Linked DNA regions of Homo sapiens: region 1 is linked to region 2. Evidence: read pairs that join two places in POLR2A ChIA-PET (ENCODE). Cell type or tissue: MCF 10A. All regions are shown on one strand. Links, peaks and the distances in the headings refer to the core of each region. The heading gives the core; the rest is flanking DNA.

Evidence for each region. Peaks named below come from ENCODE experiments on the same cell type or tissue, not always from the same donor. Only the 100,000 strongest peaks of a DNase experiment are listed, where the experiment ranks them.
Region 1: POLR2A ChIA-PET joins it to region 2 with 27 read pairs; 20 of 35 experiments call an interaction of 5 or more read pairs at or near these places.

The regions. Positions count from the first base shown.
Region 1 is chr1:145,885,555-145,897,504 of GRCh38, reverse strand. ITGA10 (integrin subunit alpha 10) reads left to right here. Exons shown (of 30, transcript NM_003637.5): 21 at 166-258; 22 at 418-494; 23 at 647-736; 24 at 1,153-1,237; 25 at 1,409-1,522; 26 at 1,794-1,874; 27 at 2,112-2,225; 28 at 3,870-3,965; 29 at 4,231-4,344; 30 at 4,642-6,297. The coding sequence ends at 4,707. ANKRD35-DT (ANKRD35 divergent transcript) reads right to left here and starts at 11,325. Exons shown (of 3, transcript XR_001737758.2): 1 at 11,230-11,325; 2 at 10,176-10,289; 3 at 9,024-9,714. It overlaps ANKRD35 (ankyrin repeat domain 35), which reads left to right and starts at 11,639. Exons shown (of 14, transcript NM_144698.5): 1 at 11,639-11,785. The coding sequence starts at 11,747. RefSeq lists silencers at 11,246-11,335, 11,576-11,765. In MCF 10A, for the core only: a CTCF peak has its summit at 5,484 (motif pointing left); DNase peaks (open chromatin) are centred at 4,604, 5,324 and 6,154.
Region 2 is chr1:145,973,362-145,985,311 of GRCh38, reverse strand. It overlaps POLR3GL (RNA polymerase III subunit GL), which reads right to left. Exons shown (of 8, transcript NM_032305.3): 2 at 10,321-10,487; 3 at 9,876-10,005; 4 at 8,160-8,228; 5 at 7,773-7,829; 6 at 7,461-7,534; 7 at 7,216-7,329; 8 at 6,464-6,951. The coding sequence starts at 10,446. The coding sequence ends at 6,865. Among named protein-coding and RNA genes, the nearest start is that of POLR3GL, 15 kb to the right of the region's middle. RefSeq lists enhancers at 5,047-5,116, 5,337-5,426, 5,877-6,016, 5,378-6,019, 6,027-6,076 and 4 more. In MCF 10A, for the core only: CTCF peaks have their summits at 6,235 and 7,620 (motif pointing left); DNase peaks (open chromatin) are centred at 5,001, 5,731 and 7,621.

The DNA of each region.
Region 1 (11,950 bases), core at 2,103-10,102, 88 kb after region 2:
TGGAGGAGGGGGTGTGGGAGAAGGAAAGAAAGGAGGAGGAAGAAGATTGGGGTATTGGCCTCAGCTGTGAGGTCCTCTAGAGAAAGGCTCAGTGTTTAGAGGCTGTGGGTAGGACAGCAGTTGCAGCCCCAGCTCCAGCTTCTATCTCCATTCCCCTGCCCTCAGAGAGAGAGCCCAATAAAGGTGGAATGTGCCGCCCCTTCTGCTCATGCCCGGCTCTGCAGTGTGGGGCATCCTGTCTTCCAGACTGGAGCCAAGGTGGGTTGGGGTCTAGGATGAAAAGAGGGCTCTAGGAGGGCAGAGGCTGGGATCTGAGGGTCCTGGGACTTCAGGGAAGGGGGCGCACAAGGGCTCCTGTTCCTCTGTAGTTGTTCCATGAGGAAGACTCTACCATTACCCTGTGTCCCCTGCCCCTAGGTGACCTTTCTGCTAGAGTTTGAGTTTAGCTGCTCCTCTCTCCTGAGCCAGGTCTTCGTGAAGCTGACTGCCAGCAGGTGAGAATGAAGGGAACTTTCTTCCAGACCTCTCCTCCTACTGAGTCTTGACTGGAGGGGTGGGGAGGAACAACATTGATTCCTCTATTAACAGAGAAGGGTGTCTTCTGAGGAGGGGTTGAGATGTGAGCCTCTCCCCTCTGACCCTACAGTGACAGCCTGGAGAGAAATGGGACCCTTCAAGATAACACAGCCCAGACCTCAGCCTACATCCAATATGAGCCCCACCTCCTGTTCTCTAGGTATGCCCAGCTTCTAGGGTGGGACCCAGTTCTGACCTCAGACTCATACCCTTATGCTGCTTCCCTCCCCTTCCATGTGCCTCAGTTTTTCCAAAAACCCAAGCCCTTGCGGCTGCTCAGTCTTTTTGCCCTCAATCCTATTCATGCTGAATCTTCCCTTTTAAGCATCTTACTTTCCTAGGTATAGTGTTTTGCCAGGCCTTGGGCACTGGAGCTGGGATGAGGGGATATGGGATGTAGCCATAAAGCTTGCATTGTCTGTGTCATGTTCTACTTCTGTCTTCTCCATGTACCCCCACCTCTTTATCCATGTGCTGGCCCTGCCTCCTCTGAATCCACGTCTGTGTGCTGATCATGTGCCCCTGTGTCTGTGTTATGGCTGTGACCATGTACTTCCTGACTTGGTGTTCACACAGTGAGTCTACCCTGCACCGCTATGAGGTTCACCCATATGGGACCCTCCCAGTGGGTCCTGGCCCAGAATTCAAAACCACTCTCAGGGTGAGAAGCTGGAGGGGTCTTGGCATGAGGAGAATGTGGGGGAACAACAGCTTTGTGGGAAAAGGATGGGAAGGGTCTCTCTTGGATTTTAATGGTATCTAGGGTGAAGGGGAACAAATGAGGAAGGGTCTTCTGTCTCCCACTTCTTCCTATTCCCAACCTTCCTCTTAGGTTCAGAACCTAGGCTGCTATGTGGTCAGTGGCCTCATCATCTCAGCCCTCCTTCCAGCTGTGGCCCATGGGGGCAATTACTTCCTATCACTGTCTCAAGTCATCACTAACAATGTGAGTCTGGTCTAGGAGGGCATGGAATCCTGCCACCTTGAGCTGGTGGACTCACTGAAGCTGGACACCACACCAGCTCCCTATCTGTTGGGCCTCTGCTCTTGGGGCTCTTCTCTCTGGGGGGCTTTCTTTTTACACATGTGGCTTATTAGAGAGAAGAAAAAGGTATTATAAGGGGAAGAACTACAAGGGTGTAGGTATGTTCCAACTCAGCCTTGAGTGGCTAGCGCCACCCCATCAGGAGGGTCTTTCAAGTTGGATCTTCCTCTAGGCAAGCTGCATAGTGCAGAACCTGACTGAACCCCCAGGCCCACCTGTGCATCCAGAGGAGCTTCAACACACAAACAGACTGGTATGAGTCACAAAGGGGTGTCCAGAGTGGGAATGCAAGTGGAGTTGGGTGACTTGGGACAAGAGGGTAGGAACTGGAGTGGGGAAGAAGGGATCTTTCCACCCCAGGGTCCTGATCTGGAGTGGGAATGAAAATGGAGTCAGGTGCCTTGGGACAAGACTGTGTGAACTAGAGGTGGGGAAAGAGGATGTTTCTACCCCAGAGTCCTGATCTGTCTCTCTCTGTCTCTTCTGTTAGAATGGGAGCAATACTCAGTGTCAGGTGGTGAGGTGCCACCTTGGGCAGCTGGCAAAGGGGACTGAGGTCTCTGTTGGACTATTGAGGCTGGTTCACAATGAATTTTTCCGAAGAGTAAGCCTTTCCTTTTCTAGTACTCCCCACTTCTGCTCCTTTCTGGAACTTTAGCATAGGTTTTGGAGGTAGACAGACCCACGTTCAAGTTTCACTTTTGCCTCTTACTAGCTATTTGACCATGAGCAAGTTATTTCATCTCTCTAAGCCTCTTTTTCCTAATCTCTAAAATGGGAAGATAATACCAATTTCATGGGGTTGTTATAAAGAATAAATGAATAATGAGCTGGACATATGGTGAACACTCAGTGGAAGCTAGTTATTATCCTTGTATTTTCCTCCACTGACCATTACTTTTTTTTTTCCTGACCATTCCTTAGTGCTGTATCAATCAACATTTGCAGGATACCTAAATTTAATCAGTTAAGAATCCATCACGTTCCTATTACGTAAAAGGCCCTGTATTAGGTTGACACTGAGAATATCTCCAACATTTAGCCTCATGCCTAACTCATTGTAGGCGCTTAACATATTTTTGCTAAATGAATGAATTATTGATATTACATGCAGGATTTGTACTGGGGAGTGGTGGGAAGTAAGATTGTATAGGTGAGAGGGATCTAGATTACGAAAGGCCTCTGAAGCCAGGGAGAAACTGAACTTAATATGACAGGTAGTGAGGAGTCAGTGTGAGTTCCTCCTGGGCAGGGAAATGGCATCTTAATTGTAATGGCTGTTTGGCACTAAGGTCAATGTTGTGCTTTCCCATATCTACCTGGAATAACACAAGATCCCTGGGATGTCATCATATGTTTTAGGGAAGTTAAGTCCAATAAACCACCCTTCTCCAAGTCTCTGTCCTTCTTTGGTATCTTTTTTTCACTAGTCTATTCATGCTTTCAACAAAGATTTATTAAGAAACCACTACATGGCCGGGCGCGGTGGCTCACGCCTGTAATCCCTGCACTTTGGGAGGCCAAGGTGGGCAGATCATGAGATCAGGAGATCGAGACCATCCTGGCTAACACGGTGAAACCCTGTCTCTATTAAAAATAAAAAAATTAGCCAGGTGTGGTGGCAGGCGCCTATAGTCCCAGCTACTTGGGAGGTTGAGGCAGGAGAATGGCATTAACCCGAGAGATGGAGTTTGCAGTGAGCCGAGATCACGCCACTGCACTCCAGCCTGGGTGACAGAGCGAGACTCCATCTCAAAAAAAAAAAAAAGAAACCACTACATACTTGGTACTCTGCTATCTAGTAGGCACTAAGGACACAAAGGTTAGTAAGGCACAGCCTTTAACCTAGAGGATCTTATAGTTCAGGAGTGAAAAACAGAAGTAAACACCAGTGTTGGTGGGGGTTAGGAGGAATGATTTCCCTAAATCCCAGAGGGGATGACATCTAAACTTCAATCTAAAGGAGGGGTAGAGGTCAGCCAAAGGAAAGAGGAGTAGAATGCATTTCAGGTAAAGCACCAGATGTATTGATTGTCCTTGGAAAACAAACAGCAGCAGCAGATGTGACCAGGGGTTTTCCATCTATTACCCTTCCTCTCTTTTCCCATTGGTCTTCAGCCTTTTCTTCTGGTCTTGAGAGCCCTCAACATTATGCCTCTCAGCCTCAACTTTGCTGTTGGGATTCCAAAGAACTATATCACCTGATAATGGCTCATTTTAAATGTCTTCCTATCCACTTGTTCCATAGGCCAAGTTCAAGTCCCTGACGGTGGTCAGCACCTTTGAGCTGGGAACCGAAGAGGGCAGTGTCCTACAGCTGACTGAAGCCTCCCGTTGGAGTGAGGTAGGGCTGGAGACCGAGTCTGAGAGCTGTGAAAATAATGATGATGGGTATGTGGTAGGGCCACCCGTGGGCTTTTTCAGAACGAAGGCATCTCCATCAGGCAGCAGGATCCTAGTGTTCCACTGCCGCCATTCCTGCCTCAGTTTCTTTCCTTTAAGTAGCAGGAGGTTATTTATTCTATTTGGGGGCTGGCTTTGATATAATGTGGGGTGAGGCTAGCTGGGTTATAGGATGCATGTAGAAAACTACTCTTCTGTCCACGCAGAGCCTCTTGGAGGTGGTTCAGACCCGGCCTATCCTCATCTCCCTGTGGATCCTCATAGGCAGTGTCCTGGGAGGGTTGCTCCTGCTTGCTCTCCTTGTCTTCTGCCTGTGGAAGGTAAGCACTGCTTTAGTGGGGAGTGTGGAGCATGATGCCCATGAGTTGAGGGATCCTTGATTATAGCAGAGAGAACAGGATTTGTGCTGGGCAGCTAACCAGGCTGTGGATGTCATGCCCAGATCTCCTTCACTGTACCCCACAAATGTTGGTTAAATTATTCTAAGCCAAATAAAATAAATTTGAATTCCATTTTTGGAAACAGAACAAAAGTGAAGACCTCAGATAAGTCTGAGAGCTACTGGCAAGGTTCCCAGTCTAGGCATTTGGCAGTGACGCTTATCTTTTCTTCTACAGCTTGGCTTCTTTGCCCATAAGAAAATCCCTGAGGAAGAAAAAAGAGAAGAGAAGTTGGAGCAATGAATGTAGAATAAGGGTCTAGAAAGTCCTCCCTGGCAGCTTCTTCAAGAGACTTGCATAAAAGCAGAGGTTTGGGGGCTCAGATGGGACAAGAAGCCGCCTCTGGACTATCTCCCCAGACCAGCAGCCTGACTTGACTTTTGAGTCCTAGGGATGCTGCTGGCTAGAGATGAGGCTTTACCTCAGACAAGAAGAGCTGGCACCAAAACTAGCCATGCTCCCACCCTCTGCTTCCCTCCTCCTCGTGATCCTGGTTCCATAGCCAACACTGGGGCTTTTGTTTGGGGTCCTTTTATCCCCAGGAATCAATAATTTTTTTGCCTAGGTGCCTGACTCCTTTCAGATTCCCTCTTTATCTTCCCTCACAGTTTGGAAAGGATGAGGGTTATCTTCCTCGATTCTTCCACCCTCTCACTTTCCTGCCTGTTCCCCACTCCACAGGAGGGAGCTGACGTTGGCTTGAAAGGAGTAAAGTCAACATCTGCTGCTTTCCTGTGGACTCTGGTGATTCATAGAGCCGGATGGGGAGAGTCAACAGGAAAAAAGGAGGGAGGAGGAAAAGCCACAAGAGACATTCTGTACAATTCCAAGGAACAGAGAAGCCTTTAGACAGGCAACTGCCATCCCCCCTGAAACCTGAGACCTGTAGTGCACTCGACCGCCCTCAGGTGTTGGTGAAACAGAGCTGCCCCCAGGCTCGCTGGGCATAGGCTTCCTGATTCCAAGCCTTTTCTGGGAGCAAAGCCAGGGCCTGGTGCCTGATTTTCTGAAGCCAGGAGCCCTCAGGTGGCTGGAGCTGGAATAGCAGGGAGGACTGGGTGTACCTAGGCAGTATTTTCTCTACTTCTCTCAAGTCTTATACTCACTCTTGAGCCCTCCTTGGGGCCTGCTTAGAAAGCAGACAGGAGAGAGAGTACTGCTACTTGATGATGGGAAATGCTTTCACTTTACCAGCTTTGGGAAGCAGCAGCCCCATGGGATCTAAAAGTGTGGAGTCTGCATTAAGAAACCTACATGGGTGGCATGGGGCTCTGGGGAGCAAGCCCTTACTTGCTCAGCACTGGTTATGTAGCACAAATAGCTCCTAGGAAAATGTTTCTGGGGCAACCCTAGAACCCTGGTCATATTTTGCAGGGTTTCTCTGGTGGAATCAGTTTGCCAGCCCTTGCTTGATGCTTACTGGAAATCTCCAGGTTAATTTCTATCTCTGATCCCTCCCCAACCCACTCCATATTTGGGTCATGGACAGTAAAGGCAGTTGGATTCTCATAGACAACTGGGTAACTTATATTTCTTTGTAATCAAGACTTGAGATATCGAAGTCAGTTATTGGTCTCCAGAGTGCAGCTCTGGGAGCCTTTTGAAGAATCAGCACTCATTAAGAGCTGAGAAGAGAGAAGACCTGATTGGGTGGTTGACTAGCAGTCACAGAACCTGTCCTCCCAGGCTGTTCCTGAGGCCTGACCACAGTATTTATTTTGGCATGTCTCTGGCCTTCTGCAGAGGCCCACCCTCATGGGCATTGTCTCTGTTTCCCAGTGGGGTGGACAGTATATCAGATGGTCAGAACAAATAAAGTTCAGTGTCAAATGACTTTTGGCTCTATATGTATTCCCTAGGATATAGACTGCTCAGTAATAGTGAGAGGTAGATACTTGTTTTGCCTGGGATTTTACAGAGTGGAGTCCCTGGAAGGCAAAGTTAAGAAGTATTTTAAATGTTTTCTGTGGCTTTCCCACAGGAGATGTATTCTAGCCTCCTGTAATTCTCACCTGCTTAAGTGACCAGAAAGTATAAAGGTCTGGGAAGCACAGAGGTTTAGATTGAAATCCTATCTGCCATTTATTAGCTGTATGGCCTTCAGCAAATCATAACTTCCTTGAGGCTCAGATAATAAAAGGCTGTGTATTACAGTGGTTAACAATGAAGGCAGATTTGGGTTTAAATCTAGGCTACACAACTTAAAAAGTCTGTTTGACCTAGGACAGACTTAACTTCTCTAAGTCTTGGCTTTCTCATCTTTAAACCTATTAGGGTCATGAAGACAAAATGAAATAATCCAAGAAAAGTGAGCATTTAGTAAATGCTCAGTAAATGGTAACTATTATTATAAAACTATTTTGTCATAAAATAATCTACCATATCATGCCTTGTGAGGATTAAGGGAGAAAGTATACTGGAGCACCAGGTGGTGGTGTTCCTGCTCTCTGACCCATCTCCCAGATTGTGAAGATGTGTTTCTACGTGCTGTTGTCTCATCCACTAAATCTTGTCCTATGCCTCATCTTTTTTTTTTTTTTTTTTTTTTTTTTTGAGACAGAGTCTCGCCCTGTCGCCCAGGCTGGAGTGCAGTGGCACGATCTCAGCTCACTGCAACCTCTGCCTCCTGGGTCCAAGCAATTCTCCTGCCTCAGCCTCCTGAGTAGTTGGGACTACAGGTGTGCACCACCATGCCCAGCTAATTTTTGGATATTTAGTAGAGACAGGGTTTCACCATGTTGACCAGGCTGATCTTGAACTCCTGATTCACGTGATCTGCCTGCCTCAGCCTCCCAAAGTGCTGGGATTACAGGTATGAGCCACTGTGCCTGGCCTGCCTCATCCCTTTTGAAATAAGCTCTTTGAGCCCTCTAAGGTGATAATTAGCTGAAGAATTTAAGGTTCTAATGGTAGAGATCAAATCTATTTGATTCCATTAAGCAGGTATCTTCTAGGCTCCTCTTGAGACACCCAGAGTTTTTCCATTATCCTGAGAGAACACGTGCACTTAAGCAATGGCCTTCTAGAGACCGAGTCTCTGCCTCTATTGCCTAACCCTGAGAATTGTGGCCTGTCTGGCCTATTTGGCATGAACACCATTCTGTGTCAACCTGCTGAGTTGTTTTGTGACAGGAAAGGGTTTCCATTGTGACCCTCAGTGCACTTCATACAGGCTGTAACTTGATCAGCCTTTATGGAGCACACAGTTTCTAGGGCTGAGACCGCAACCAGATTATGTTGACAGACTCTCCTCTCCTCTTTACCCTCAGTCAGCCCCCAAATGGAGGTAGGTTTCCTTGAGTACTGGTTCATCTAATGCTCACACATATATACATATACACACATATATATGTGTGTGTGTTTGTGTGTGTATACATATATATATATTTAAATTTTTTTTAGAGAGGGGGTCTCACTATGTTGCCTAGGCTGGTCTCCAACTCCTGGCCTCAAGCAATCCTCCCGTCTTGGCCTTTCCACATGCTGGGATTATAGGTGTGAGCCACTGTGACTGACCTCATGTAATTCTTTTTTTTTTTTTTTTAGGATTAATTTCTTTTATTTATTTATTTATTTTATTTTACTTCAAGTTCTAGGGTATGTGTGCACAACATGCAGGTTTGTTACATATGTATACATGTGCCGTGTTGGTGTGCTGCACCCATTAACTCATCATTTACATTAGGTATATCTCCTAATGCTATCCCTCCCTGCTCCCTGACCTCATGTAATTCTTTATCCATATGATTAAGAGAGCACTTTTAATATATTTTTCCAACTAGAGATTCCCCTCCTATCCATCGTCAGCTCCAGACTGGGGCTTTCTCTAAACCCAATCTTGTTACCCCTTTCTTTGCAATAGTATTAGTTTAAGAAGCAACTGTGTATTGTTCCTTCCTTTCCTTGTTGTTGCTCCTTTGCTTCTTCATTAATTTTTTTCATTCATTTATTCATCAGATATCAAGCACGTAATATGTGCTTGACAATGGCAATAATATAAAACACAACTACCATCAAAGAGTCCAGTCCAGTAGCAGAAACAAACATGTAAACAAATAGTGGCAAATACAGCCTGGACGCAGTGGCTCACACCTGTGATCCCAGGACTTTGGGAGGTCGTGGCAGGTGGATCACTTGAGTTCAGGAGTTCGAGACCATCTTGGACAACATGTGAAACCCTGTCTTTACCAAAAATACAGAAACAATTAGCTGGGCATGGTGGTACGCACCTGTAGTCCCATCTACTTGGGAGGCTGAGGTGGGAGGATGGCACGAGCCCAGGAAGTGGAGGTTACAGTGAGCCGACATCACGCCATTGCGCTGCAGCCTGGGTGACAGAGTGAGACACTATCTCAAAAACAAAAAAAAATGGCAAATGCAAAGAGGTGGTTGCTATATATCAACAAGCACTAGGAGTATGTCATACAAGAGGCATACTTTGTTGGGCGGTGGGGGTGGCGGGGTTGTAAGGGAAAACTTTATAGAAAAAAGAAATTTGGCTGCGGGGTTGTTCTGTGCAGGAAACGCACAAGGGGAGAAGAAGAGACACACACAATACCTTTAAGGGTAAACAAGCTTTATCCCATGTAAATGGCAATGGAGATATAATAAGCAAATGGTACAAGCAAATTAATATAATAAGCAAATTATATAATAAGTAAGCAAATGATATAATAAACAGATTGATATAATAAGCAAATTGCAATGGGAAGGGGAGAAGGGAAAAGATGTTTACATTCACCAGACTATGGAGGATTTACCACCAGACTGGAAAGCAACAGCCTGGGTTCCAGAGTTGAACACCGCACTCATAAGACTATAGAGGATTCACCACCAGACTGAGAAGCAACAGCCTGGGCTCCAGAGTTGGCCACTCATCCATGCACAGACGAGGAGAGGTCTCATGAAGTTTTGGCGCAGTCTGGGACCCTAGCTCTTTTTGTAACGAGTTGTTTGGCATGAGGCCCAGTCACGGGGCCCTTGGCGACTGGGCTCAAGGAACACAAAACATTCAACTTATTTTTGCAATTGTCTATTGTTTTTCAATAACTAACGTGTAGGAATAGATTGAAATAGAGATTTCTCCAAAACAGTGCTGGACGAACACCTCAAGGGGCTCACACAACCTGTTCTGGGACTTGGTGACCATTGTTTCTGTCCACGTTCAATTGAGTTCAAATTTAATATTTAACTTTTCCACCGCAGGGATCAAATGTGACAGGAGGCATTCTTGGGAGGATTAATCACCAGCTGCAAAGGGAATTGTAAATTAGAACAGTTTGAGGCCTGGTGCTCTGGGAGTTGAGGTGAGGAGAATCGCTTGAGCCCAGGAGTTCAAAACCAGTCTGGGCAACATGGTGAAACCCCATCTCTACCAAATATATGAAAATTAGCTGGGCATGGTGATGTGCACCTATAGTCCCAGCTACTCAGGAGGCTGAAGTGGGAGGATCCCTTGAGCTTAAGAAGTCAAGGCTGCTGCAGTGAGCCCCGATCATGCTATCACACTCCAGCCTGGGTGACAGCGAGACCCTGTCTCAAAACAAAAAAAACAAGGCCAGGCATAGTGGCTCACGCCTGTAATCCCAGCACTTTGGGAGGCCAAGGCAGGTGGATCACTTGAGGTCAGGAATTTGAGACCAGTCCGGCCAACATGGCAAAACCCTGTCTCTACTAAAAATACAAAACTTAGCGGGCGTGATGGCACATACCTGTAATCCCAGCCACTTGGGAGGCTGAGGCAGGAGAATTGCTTGGACCGGGAAGGCAGAGGCTGCGGTGAGTGAGCCGAGATTGTGCCACTGCACTTCAGTCTGGGTGAGACTCTGTCTCAAAAAATAAAAATAATAATAATAAAAAAAGAAACAGTTTGAGTGGCTCTTTTGTGTGAAAGTAATGAGAGATGGGACTGGGAAAGAGGGCGGCAGCATATGACTCCTGAAGAGCCTTGTAAACCACTTAAGAACTTTGGGCTTTACCCTGTAGGTTTTCATATGCATTTTAGTGAGCTCTCTCCGGCGGGGAGAGGAGAAAAGAAAGACAGGAAGACCAGTTGGCTGCGACTGACTGTTCAAGAATTACCAAGAGCCTGAACTTCAAGGGCAGTGGAAATAATGAAGACAGTTTTTTGTTTGGTTATTTTTTGTTTCTATGCGGGGGCGGGGGCGGGGGGGGCAGCTTAAAATAAAATTGCTCTCCTCGCTCTCTGCTGTTTTCTAATTCAGATGTGCGTTTAAAAATTGAGCCTGGGCCAGGAATAGTGGTGGCTCATGCCTATAATCCCAGCGCTTTGGGAGGCTACGGTGAGGAGAATCGCTTGAGGCCTGGAGTTGAAGACCAGACTGGGTAACATAGAGACACTCCATCTCTTAAAAAAAAAAAAAAAAAATTAGCCAGGCGTGGTGGTGCATGCCTGTAGTCTCAGCTACTCGGGAGGCTGGAGTGAGAGAATCCCTTAAGCCCACAAGTTGGAGGTTACGGTGAGCTATGATAGCGCCATGCACTCCAGCCTGGCCGACAGAGGGACAGATTAGAGACACTGTCTCAGAAAACAGAAAGAAAAAATAAAATTGAACCTGATCACCTTTCCTTAGGTTTTGTCCCCCAGGTTACCGTGGGCCGCGCATTATCTCTGCTCTGCTTAACACTACAATCTCCTATTTCCGAACTGCTCTCTTCAAATGCTCTTTTTTGCTTGGGTTTTTGGCCGGGGAATAGTGGCGGGGGAGAGGCGGGGGGAGTTGGCGGGGGCAGAGGTAACTTTACCAGTGATTAAATGCAAATGCGACAGTCCGTGAGACCGAAGCCCCTGGTAGAAGCCGGGACCCTCCTGCCTCTGGCTGCCGCTCTCCGAGGGGCGGGGCTGAGGCGGGGCTTGGGGCGGAGGCCCCGCCTGGAACTGAGGGTGGGGCGGGTCCGGGTCCGGGAGGAGTCTCAGCTGGAGCCCACCCGGTTCCTTTCCTGATTGAGCAGGTCGGATCCCAGGGTGGGTTCAGATTTGAAGGGCGAGGTTCGAGGCCAAGCCCCCGTCGCAGCCTAAGACTGCGGGCTTTTCTCCTCTGCAGGGATGGGGTAGGGCAGGGCCAGGGGCGGAGTTTTGAGCCCAGCCCTTGGGTTCTTGCCTCTGATTGAGCAGGGCGGGTTCTGAGGCGGATCGTGGGGCGGGGCCCGCTCTGCTTTTTGACAGCTGTCTCTTGCACAGCCGCAGCCAAGTCCGGTGGGTTCGGGAACCTGTGGCCCGGCTCTCTGCGCGTCCCCATCCCCCGTGGCCCCGACCCCGGCCATGAAGCGTATCTTCTCCTGCTCCAGCACACAGGTGGCGGTAGGTGCCAAAATGTGTGGGAGGATGGGGTTGGGATCCCAGCTCTGTGGTGACAGAAGTCTTTAGTCCCGTCTCAATGCATCATCGCCTTTTCTTTTTATCAGTCTTTCTAGCTCTTCTAGTCTTGCAAGGAAGCCCGCCAGCTTTGCCTTCCTCAAGACCCTG
Region 2 (11,950 bases), core at 1,450-9,449:
CATGCATCCCACTGCCCCCAACTCTTGGGAACAGAATTTGACACCCTGCAAGCCCAGGCCTGTGCTTCACATACTTTTGGAAAGTAGAAGAAATGATCGTGAAGGTCAGAGAGGTTGGAAATGGTGACCAAGTCTGACAAGGCAAGATCTGCTATCTCTGGTTTGGGAAAATTAGGTCACCTGGAAGGTGGAAGGGCTGGGAGAGAGGTCGATCATTAGCAAGTTCAGAATATCTTTTTGACTGTGAGGGAGGCCTGGAGGTTAGGAATGAAAGTGAGGAAGGAGAGACAAAAATTATGATAATTCCCTATTTGGGGTTTCATCTTCCCCTGGTGAATACCCTTTAAACTGAATACCCTTCTATATCCAAAGACTGCTTTCTTCTTTCCTCTTGTTCTTTCCTGTATCTCAACACCATTTCTGATAGTGCCCACCCTGCTTTGTGGTTGGAGGAGAAAATCCCTGACACAAGTGCTCCAAGATTGACGGGAAGCTGGTGGGGAGATGGACTTAGGTAGGGAAGGGAGATCACACTGTGATTCATGTTTCTCTTCTTTTGTCTTGATTTTAGCTGATGATGAACCTAAGCAAAGCTGGAGGAAACACTAAGCCAGAGGCAGCAAATCAGGGGCCCATAGGCCAAACCAGCTTGCAGACATTTAGAAACCCATATTTCCGGCTGGGTGCGGTGGCTCACACCTGTAATCTCAGCACTTTGAGAGTCTGAGGCAGGCAAATCACCTGAGGTCAGGAGTTAGAGATCAGCCTGACCAACACGGCGAAACCCCATCTCTACTAAAAATACAAATTAGTTGGGCATGGTGGTGCAGGCCTGTAATCCCAGCTAGTCAGGAGGCGGAGGCAGGGGAATTGCTTGAACTTGGGAGGCGGAGGTTGCAGTTAGCCGAGATCGCACCATTGCACTCCAGCCTGTGCAACAAGAGTGAAACTCTGTCTCAAAAAAAATTAAAAATAAATAAATAAATAAATAAACCTGTATTTCCTTTCCTAAACATTTGAATCGGTTGTAAACATTTAAAAATCAGATTTCACTAACATCTACCGTTCTGGTGTCTCTTAAAAAGCAATCATATTTGGTAACACTGAGTCACATTCTTTCATGGCATTAATCAGCTGGAGCTGAAGGGGCTAGACAGGCTCTGGTTTGCCAGTTCTCACCACTCCCTATTGCATTACACTCACATGCTTCGATCTTTTATATCTGCCTGACTCCTGTTTAGTGTTTAGGTTTGTCTTAGTTTGTTACCTCTGCTCTAAGTAGAGCTTCTCAAATATTTCTTCTGCAGGACCCCTAAGATACAAGAGAGTGAACCATTTTCCCCCAGGACTCCCAAAGCAGTCTAAAGTAGCCTGTCATAACCCAGAAATGTCTTTGAAGTACCTATTTTCTTTAAAAAATGCAAATTTTGATTTACACTGCATAATATATTTGTGTTGGTTTTAGCATAAAAATGATTTATCTTCCCCCACCAAATCTTAAAAGTAAAATTAACACTCTGGAAGATGTGCCATGTGTATTCTGTGGCTCCAAATAGTCTTCACCATATCACCCTAGGAATAATCCAATTTAAACAGCACTGTATAAAGGCATGAGGTAAAGAGAGACATGGAGAAAAGACACAGAGAAAGAGTCAAAAAGAGGAAAAGAATTTGAAAAACAACAAGAATGAGTCTGAGTGACAAGCTTTCTGTCTGGTCCTCAGCCAACCCTCCAGGCCTGGCCCAGTCCAGCCACTGAGAAGTGTATAAACATCCCTGATATCTCTGGACAGGTGTTAGTGTGGCGGCTCAGGGTAGAAAGCAAGACCCAAAACAGGAGCCAAGCCAAGTAAGGGAGAGGTGAGGGATCCAGAGCAGCCAAGTATGGTCAGATGAGAAAGATTGTCTAGGTGTGCCAGGAAAGAGGCTTGGAAAGGAAATGGAAGACTTAGAAAAGGGCTGATCAGCATTTGCCCTTTCTCCCACTGAGCCCATTTTGTGTCACTTCCTCTTATCACTCTGCCTAAGAAAAATGAGGTACAAGCATTAAATTGTCCTCCTTTGAAGAGGGAATTTCTTCTCCAAAATGGCTACATCTCTGGTCATACCAGAGCCTAAGGAGGATGAGTACCAGGGCTTCTTTCCCTGTCCAAATGGGACTCTACCTATTCTCTCCAAGACAGGAAATACCTCAAATCCACATCCCTAACTTAGGTGAGTTTCTTCCACCTACCCCTTTTGGTAAGACAAAAATAGGTCTAACTCCCTCCCTCCTAATCTAATATTATCAGCACTGCCCTGAGTGTACCAAAGAATATCAGAGACAGGATTTGGATATTTTCCCCCTTTCTCTACTGTAAACCAGGATCAATGTGGAATCACAAGGATGGGAACTATTCAGGAAAGGGCTGGGAGCACAGCCCAAAGCTGAGGATCCTGGGAGGAGGAGAGGTTTGAGAATGGAGAATAATCCCAGACTCTGAGGTCGTGGGGACCTAGCCCCTTCCTGCATTGGTTGGGATCAGGCCTAAGGAATCTCTGGATTCCTTCCCCAGCATCTTGACATCTTGGATTCCCAAGGTGAGAGCACCTAGCCATTACGGTCCCGCAGTTAAGCTGGATCATTGTCTTCCCACTGACCCCCATTAAGGTTATGAGGGGGACCTCCCTTCTTTCCTAGATACAAAGAGGCAAATTAAAGTCTATTGGAGATGAGCCAAAGGCCTTTCTGAGGTGATAGCAGGAAACTGGAACTTATTTCCAGTTTTGTGGTCCCAAATGACCTTGAGGAAATGTGAGCCCCAGAAGGGGAAAGGTCAGTGGAGAAGAGGTCACTACTGGTTTGGCCAGATTAGTTAGTGGAGCTATTCTCGTTGAGCTCATTTCTCTTCTCCATCCTCTGGCTGGACATGACATACGAGGGGAGATGAAGAGGACATGCCCACCAGCCCCTTCTTCAGTCAGAAATCTACTGGTGGCCTGTTTGATTTGAGTCCTGGCTTGCAGATTGTGACCTTGAACTCTGCTGTAGGTGGTGTCCCTTTCTTGCTAGTTGATGGAATTGTTGATCTTCTTGCTACCCAAGCTGAAGCAGGTTCTTGGAAACGACTGGCCAGATGCCTGAGGTATCTTTAGTCTGCCTAGGCTGAAAATAAAGTGGGGAAATCCAGCGAATGGAATGTGTTCAGCCAAAGCTAGGCACATCCTGCCTTTGTTCTCAGGCCCATTTGAATTCTTACAGATGGATCAGCATAAGCCCTACTATGTGAGAGCTAGAAGGGCTCCCAGTGGACACATCTAGTCCAAATTTATATTTCACACATGAGGAATACTGAGGAGTGGAGACATACATGACTTTCTGAAGGGCACGAAGCTATGGAGTGGTGAAACTAGGACCACAAAATAGTGTGAAACACTGTCTCTTAAAAAAAGTGAATTGAGGAAAAGAACTGTCTGTTCCTTACCAAATTATAGGTGCCCAATTACCTTATTCATCTGACCCTCCAATTTTCTTTGGTCTCCACTCCCAATCTAAACTACATGTTGCTTCCAGGTCTGCCATTTAGCCTCCCTCAAACCACTTGAGTCACTGAGGCTGTCTGCAGACCCCTCTTAAACTGCCCACCTGAGATGGGAGAAAAATCATGAGGCTAGGGATGGAACATAGCATAGAGAAAAATAGGACTCTTTCCCTTTTTTTTTTGTAGAGGCAGACTTAGGGAAGACTATGTTGCCCCAAGCTGGTCTTGAACTACTCGCCTCAAGCAACCTCCCACCTCAGCCTCCAAAAGCTGTGGGATTACAGGTGGGAGCCACCATGCCCAGGATAGGATTCTTGACAGAGAACCTACCCTGCCTGGGGCCAGTGCAGCCCAGGCTGTGGACATGGCAGCAATCTGTTCAACATAAGCCCTATCAGGCGAGTAGTACTGGGCTGAGCAGCACTGTGTAAGTCCTCTGTAAATGTTTGCAAGCAGGCGCTGGGCACGGTGGCTCACGCCTGTAATCCCAGCACTTTGGGAGGCCAAGGCAGGCAGATCACAAGGTCAGGAGTTCGAACCAGCCTGACCAACATGGTGAAACCCCGTCTCTGCTAAAAATATAAAAATTAGCTGGGCATGGTGGCGTGCGCCTGTAATCTCAGCTACTCAGGAGGCTGGGGCAGCAGAATCACTTGAATCCAGGAGGCAGAGGTTGCAGTGAGCTGAGATCGTGCCACTGCACTCCAGCCTGGGCAACAGAGTGAGACTCCATTTCAAAAAACAAAACAAGACAAAACAAAAAAAGTTTGCAAGTATGGCCTCAAGCCCTAACCTCTCAGGGGTTCTTCCAAAGTGAATAGGAGCCGTGACCCTGTTTACTAGGTCTTGGGCTTCAGGCCTGCCTGATAGTACCTATGGAAAGTAGGGGAAAGGTTGATGGAAACAAGTCTAGCTCATGCCTGGAACCACTTCAGAATCTGGGAAAGCTGCTGGGTCCTGTGTCCCTGGCTTTGTCCAGCAAGGTCACCTGCAGACAGGGCAGAGTCCAAGAATAGTCTGATCTTCCTGACACTTTGAAGTAATACAACTGATCTCAAGTGGTCACTCCAACCTTTGTCCTCATTTCCCCAGTTTCATGGGAAAAGGATGTGTGTGCATAGGATGTGTGCTGCTTTTCCAGAATCTTCTTTGTTCCCACTCTTTTAAGTTCCCAGGCTGACATTGTGGGCTTTATGGGGTGGCTATGCTCCCAACACAGACACATATAGTTGACCAGGTTAGGACTTGGTGTGTGTATGTAGGGAACAATGCAAAAGGAAAATTTTCAATAGCTTTTACTTTTGTTTTTGCTGATCTCTCCCTAGCTATAATCACAGGCTGAAGTACAGCTATGGGAAACCCGTTACAGGTCCCCTATTTCCTTCCTGCCACTCAACACAACACCTCAGGAGGACTAAAAAAAAAACACATCAATCATCATAAATTGCTCAATGACTCTAGAATGTTCTGTTTCTATTCCTGTTTCCTTCACTGCTTCTACTCTTTTCTTCTTTTCTTAGAGGCGGGTTCTTGCTTTGTTGCCCAGGCTGGTGGTGCAATCATATAGCTCACCGCAGCCTCAAACTCCAGGGCTCTAGGGATCCTCCTGCCTTAGCCTCCCTAGTAGCTGGGACTACTAGGGAGTGCCACCACGCTCAGCTATTTGAAATATTTTAAAATATTTTTGTTGTAGAGACAGGGACTCGCTTTGTTGCCTAGACTGGTCTCAAACTCCTGGCTTCAAGCAATCCTCTTGCCTCAGTCTTCCAAACTTCTGGGATTACAGGCTTGAGCCATGGCACCTGCCATTGCTTCTATGTAAACACTAACTAACACACCCAAACTAGGCTTTTAAGGTGCTTTCCCTCAATGGAGTCACAGTCTTTCTTCATTCTTTACAATGGGGTCAGACATATTCAACCTTAGATTGACAGTCTCTATCACTTGATGCTGTAGGGAATTCAGTCGGCCTGCCTGAATGCAGTTGGGGAATTTTTTGAAGGTTCTTCTATACCCCATCTTACGGCTTTCAAATGCTCAGCAGGGTTGCTATGATAGCATGCCTTCTTATTCAGTTCCTATTCTGGACACGCAGCTTGCCCGTGACTGTTGCATGTCAAGTGGCTGGAACCAATCAGCTTATCTAAGGCTTCCTCAGAAGCCAATCAGAGCCTCGGAAAGTGACCTCACCCAAGGGAGAGCTCTGTGGGCGAGAAAGCATCTCTCAGATCTGTGAGTGTCCCTAAGTCACTCCCTTCCTCCCCACCCTCCTTACTTCCTGTAAAACAACACCACACCGCCTACCTCCCTTCCCCCAAAGAAAGGGAGTGAGAAAGGCTAACTAAATTCCACAAAGGGAAGAACCAAAAGAGAAACTGCAACTCAGCCACACACTGGTTTCTGTAACTGGAGAACAGGATATTTAGGGGGACTTGCTCTGCACAGACATACCTTTCAAAGTGGCATCTCCAGAGTCTGGAAGAGGAGGGAGTATGGTGAATAAGTCAGCTCCTCCTCCCTCCTCATACCTGGTTTTCTTGCCTTTCCCCACAAAAATAGCTGTAATCATTTTTTGTAAATAAGGACAAGATCAAGGTCAAGTGTGGGAAAGACAGGACCTATGTCCTTGTGAACATGTGTGAACAGACACAATCATGTCCTTGTGGCCTGAGGACCAGAGGCTCAGAAGTCAGCTGTACTGCAGGGGGCGTAGGCTGTTCTCTACAATTTACTTTGCATTGCCCTACAGATGAGGCCTTGAATATTCCTTGGCTGGGCTCGATTGTGAATATGTGTCCCACCATGGGGGTAGAAGGGAAGGGACAAAGGACAAGCGGGCTGTAGGGCTGTAACCCTCCAGTGTGTCACACCAGACCCGGCTTAGTTAAGCATTTCCTTCATTCCTCCAGCCCTCTGTCACCAGGCCTCACCCACAACAGAGAGACAGATAAAAACACTTTATTTAAAAGTATAAAACCAGGCTTACTCCTTCAAACTGCTCCCACCCCTAATTATCTCCACAAAGAGCTATATAAATTGGGCAGGGGTATGTGTACAGTCATCTCAGCTCTAACAACCCCAGTTCTTCTTTCAATTCTCCTTTCTCCCTTCATACAATTGAGATGTTTGTCCTTTGCACTTTCCCCAAGATAGCAAAGGTGATACAAATGTGGAAGGAGGGGAAGTGTAGAAAATAAACTGTCATCATCCTCTATTCCCATCTCCAGGGAACAGACAGATTATATGAACTCTGACCAAATGATTTGCTTGTCTGAAGAAACAAATAATAGGTACAGTTACTCTCTGTATCCTAAAGAAAGACACGAGGGTCCAGAGTCCTTCTTCAGTATATAGCCTCGTCCATATTGTCATCACTGTCACCACCAAAGTCCTCTCCATTGTCAAAATATGACATGATGTAATCAGTTTCCTGAAATGGAAAAAAAAAAAGTAAAAGTCAATTTGGCATTCACCTTCCTTCCTGTGTACCAGACCCCTTTCCTCTCAGTCACACCATTCCAGGCCTGAGACATCTCTTCCAGCTGTAGTTTGTAGAAGGGGGGCAGATGAAGTAGAGAGAAGCCCCTACCCTGGGGGGCACTATCTCTGTTGGCATGCCAACCCTCTGAGGAGAGCAACCCTAGTATAAAGAGGGTAAAGGGAGGGGGACTAAGGTGGAAGGAGTCCCCTTCACCTCTTCATGTTCTTCTTCATCATACTCTTCTTCTTCCTCCTCTTCCTTCTCTTCTTCTTCTTCTTTCTCCTCATCCTCCTCTGAAGTTACTTCTTCTTCCTTCTTCTCCAGGGTCTCATGTGGGGATGAATAGGAATAGAAACTCAGGTTCAGTTCACAGAAGGGAAAAATTGAGGCACACATGGGCCAAGAGAGAGGGAATGGATCCAGGGCTCAGGAGGTCTCTATGCACACTTCCTCCTCACCTCTAGTTTCTGTATTGTTTCCTCCTTATCTTCTGTGGTCTTAGGGGGCCTCTTGGGGAGCAGAATTGTAATCCCTGGTGGAGGGATCAAAAGGTAAACCTTCAGAGAGCAAATTTTGCCAGCTTTATAGCCCATCCTCATGCAAAGAACATGTCACTCTGCTGCCCTCATGTGGCCACTATGACATCTAGCAACAACACTTGGTAGATTGGGTATAGGAACTGGGATGGAAGGTGAGACCAGCAGCAGCCTCGGCCCTCAGGCTGATGAAGGAAACCTCTCTTCTCCCTCCTTTTTTCCAGATACACTCACGTTCCTTCTGTAGCTTCCGCACTCGGATCTTTAGCTCCCGGGGTAGACGCCGCCAATCTGGGAATAGTGGGAACGTAAATGTCAATAGGACCCTGCCTGGGGTCTCCAGTGAATACTGACTGGTTTTAAAGGGGGGTGAGGGTTTTAAAGGAGAGGAAGGAAGGGGCTGGGCCAAAGTTGTTCAGTGGCTTGGATATCTCCTGAGTAGTGGGAACTATTTAATAGCTTTTTCAGGTAGAATCTGAGAATGTGTTGGACCATAACTAAGGCTCTAGCTTGCAGATGCTGGATCGGGGAATGGGGTGGGGTCATGGGCGTGGTGGGAATAGCTTGAAGCATCCCATGCATTTGAAAGAAGGGCAGTCAATGAAAGGGCCCATCACCTACCAGGGTTCCAATCGATGGCATTGTCAATCGGACCTGACATCTGATATTTGTCTGAATAACGCTCCACATCTGAGGGGTGGAAGGGTCAAAGTTTTATCCCTTCAGAGACCCAGAACAGGACTGTTCCTGAGAGTCCAGCCCTCTCAATACTGAGGAATTATCTGTTTCCTTACCCCAAACCCAGAGCCCAGGGGGTCAGCTTCAGTGAGGACCTTATCTACTTTTTTTTTTTTTTTTTTTGAGACAGAGTCTCGCTCTGTCCCTCAGGCTGGAGTGCAGTGGTACAATCTCAGCTTACTGCAACCTCCACCTCCCAGGTTCAAGCGATTCTCCTGCCTCAGTCTCCTGAGTAGCTGGGACTACAGGCACACACCACCACGCCTAGCTAATTTTTGTATTTTTAGTAGAGACGGGGTTTCACCATGTTGGCCAGGATGGTCTCAATCTCCTGACCTCGTGATCCACCTACCTCGGCCTCCCAAAGTGCTGGGATTACAGGCGTGAATTACTGCGCCCGGCCCCTTATCACTCTTCTAACCTGTTCCTTTTCCACCCAAAATTACGATTTTTTTTTTTCAGACAGAATCTCGCACTGTCGCCTGGGCTGGAGTGCAGTGGCGTGATCTCAGCCCACTGCAACCTCCGCCTCCCAAGTTCAAGCAATTCTTGCCTCAGCCTCCCAAGCAGCTGGGATTAGAGGCATCTGCCACCAGGCCTGGCTAATTTTTTTGTATTTTTTGTAGAGACGGGGTTTCACTATGTTGGCCAAGCTGGTCTTGAACTCCTGACCTCGTGATCTGCCCACCTCAGCCTCCCAAAGTGCTGGGATTCTAGGTGTGAGCCACCACACCTGGCCTTTTTTTTTTGAGACAGAGGTTTGCTGTGTCACCCAGGCTAGAGTGCAGTGGCAAGATCTCAGCTCACTGCAACCTCCACCTCCCAGGTTCAAGCGATTCTCATGCCTCAGCCTCAGCCTCAGCCTCCCGAGTAGCTGAGACCACAGGCACACACCACTGTGCCTGGCTAATTTTTATATTTTTAGTAGAGACAGGGTTTCACCGTATTGGCTAGGCTGGCCTCAAACTCCTGGCCTCAAGTGATCCACCCATGTCAGCCTCCCAAAGTGCTGGCCATTACAGGCGTAAGCCACCGCACCCGGCCATGATGATTTTTTTTTTTTCTGTCCCTTAGTTCAAAGGCATGGCTGTATTAAGAAATAGCGTGGTGCAGTGGAAAGTATGCTAGGGAATAAGAAACCAGGATTTCAGTATTCTCTTGTTGGTTGGTGCTTATAATATCCAGATTGTTAAAAATTTTGCTGGGCGCAGTGGCTCATGCCTGTAATCCCAGCACTTTGGGAGGCCAAGGCAGGAGAATCTCTTGAGCCCAGAAGTTCAAGACCAGCCTGGACAACATAAGGACACCCTATCTCTATTTTACAAAAAAATAAAAAATATATAATTTTTTAGAAAATACATCCCCCTACTTATACACGTGAAATGGGATTTTAATATTTAACCTCCTGCTGTCCCAAGACTATCATGAGACTCAAAACAAACCATGAATACTATAATGCATTTCAGATACAGGGGTAACTATTATGATCTCCCCAGTTAGATAGTATGCTTCCTGTGCCCCTCTGGCCCCCAGTGGTGCTGAGCACAGGGCACTCCCCATGGAAGGCACTCAGAATATGATGCTAGCATTCCAACTGACCTCTCTTGGGGACAGCTGGCCGGATGAAGTAGGGGAGCTGCCTCATGGCTCCTCGTAGCTCTTGCTTCAGTGCCAGGACATATTCCCCTTCCTCGCCTGAGGGCAAAGGTACTGGGCGGAACTCCAAGGGCTAAAGAGGCAGGGGCAGTGGTCAGTTCAGGGAGAAAATGCTAGTACAAATTTAGGAAGACCCCTCCTCCCAATTTAGTCTAACACTCCCACTGAGCAGAGGGCCAAATGACAATCGAGGGAGTAACATATTATTTTGAAAGCTGGGGAGAAGTAAAGGTGGACACTTCTTTGCCTGCAAAACATCCCTGTGCATTGGGAGTATAGAGAGAGGGCCAAAGCGAGGATGGTTTTATGATGGTCCAGGAGGAATTCAGAATCATGTACAGTCAGCCAGGGGCACATGAGAGTCTGGGAAGGGAGTGGAGAGACTCACAGGGAAGAGTGGAGAAGGCTGCAGGGTGGGTGGGGGCAAAGCATCCCCTTTCCCAATGCCCACGGCCTCCACGTTGAAGGTCAACTGGCCCCGGCCACGACCCCGGCCCCCACCCCGGCTGGCCATGGTGGAGGGGGCCTGGGTATTCAGAGATCCAGTGAATAAACCTAATAAAGACAAAAACAAAGAGAAAAAGAAATGTAGTAGAATGGACAGGAAGCCAAGGAGGTACAAGACATTCAATCTTTTATCTCTGGGACATGAAAAGTTAATGTCATTCAACAAATTTTGACTGAGAAGGCACAGTGTCAGAGAGAGAATTTCTGGAAATATAAACATGAATGAGACATGGTCCCCCAAACAGGTCAGATAATTACAATATAGTTTAGCACAAAGGAGAAAGTGCTGACACCTTTGGACAAAACTCTACATCCCTAAGACAATTTGATGTTTATCTCTATCTGCATTTCTTTATTTTTATTTTTAGAGATGCTCTGTCACCCAGGCTTGAGTGCAATGGTGCAATCACAGTTCACTCTAGCCTCGAACCCCTGGGCTCAAGATCCTCCTGCCTCAGCCTCCCAAAGTGCTGGGATTACAGGCATGAACCACTATGCCCAGCCACAAACTGCATTTCTACATATAACCTTTGAATTCTTTCTATCTCTGGCCTTCCAAACCTGACCAGGCCCCAATTCAATCCAATGCAATGCATTCGGCGAAACATTTATTAATCGTCTACCATGAAAAAGATAGTGTGTCAGGCACTGTGGGAGCACAGGGATGAGTCATCAATTTCATTGTAAACCAGGGGAAAAGACACATTACAATCAAATTGATCTTTTTATTTTATTTTATTTGAGATAGGGTCTCTTTCTGTCATCCAGGCTGGAGTGCCGTGGTGTGATCATGGCTCACTGCAGCCTCAACCTCCTGGGCTCAGGTGATCCTCCTGCCTTAGCCTCCCAAGTAGCTGGAGCTACAGGTGTGTGCCACCATGCCTGGCTCTTTTTTTTTTTTTTTTTTTTTTAAGAGACTGGATTTCATTATGTCAAGTGATCCAACTGTCTCAGCCTCCCAAAGTGCTGGGATTACAGGCATGAGCCACCGCGAGAGGCCAAATTGATCTTTTTAAACACCACTTGGAAGCATAGAATCTTAGAATTGGGAGGACCCTTATAGAGGTCATCTAGTCTAAACCCCTCCCAGTGCAGGACTTCACTCTGTAAATTGTTTTGTTGTTGTTTGGTGTATGTGTGTGTCTTCTTTTTTTTTTTCTTGAGACAGAGTCTCACTTTGTTGCCCAGGCTGGAGTGCAGCAGTGCAATCTTGGCTCACTGCAACCTCTGCCTCCCAGGCTCAAGTGATCCTCCTGCCTCAGCTTCCTGAGTAGCTGGGACTACAGGCATGTGCCACCAAGCCTGGCTAATTTTTGTATTTTTTGTAGAGACAGGATTTCGCCATGTCACCCAGGCTGGTCTCGAACTCCTGGACTCAAATGATCCACCTGCTTGGGCTTCCCAAAGTGCTGGGATTACAGGTGTGAGTCACCACCCCTGACCCTACTTTGTGAATTGTTATTCAGCTTTTGGTGGCATTTCCCTAAAGAGATGGTATCCATTCTCCCCCC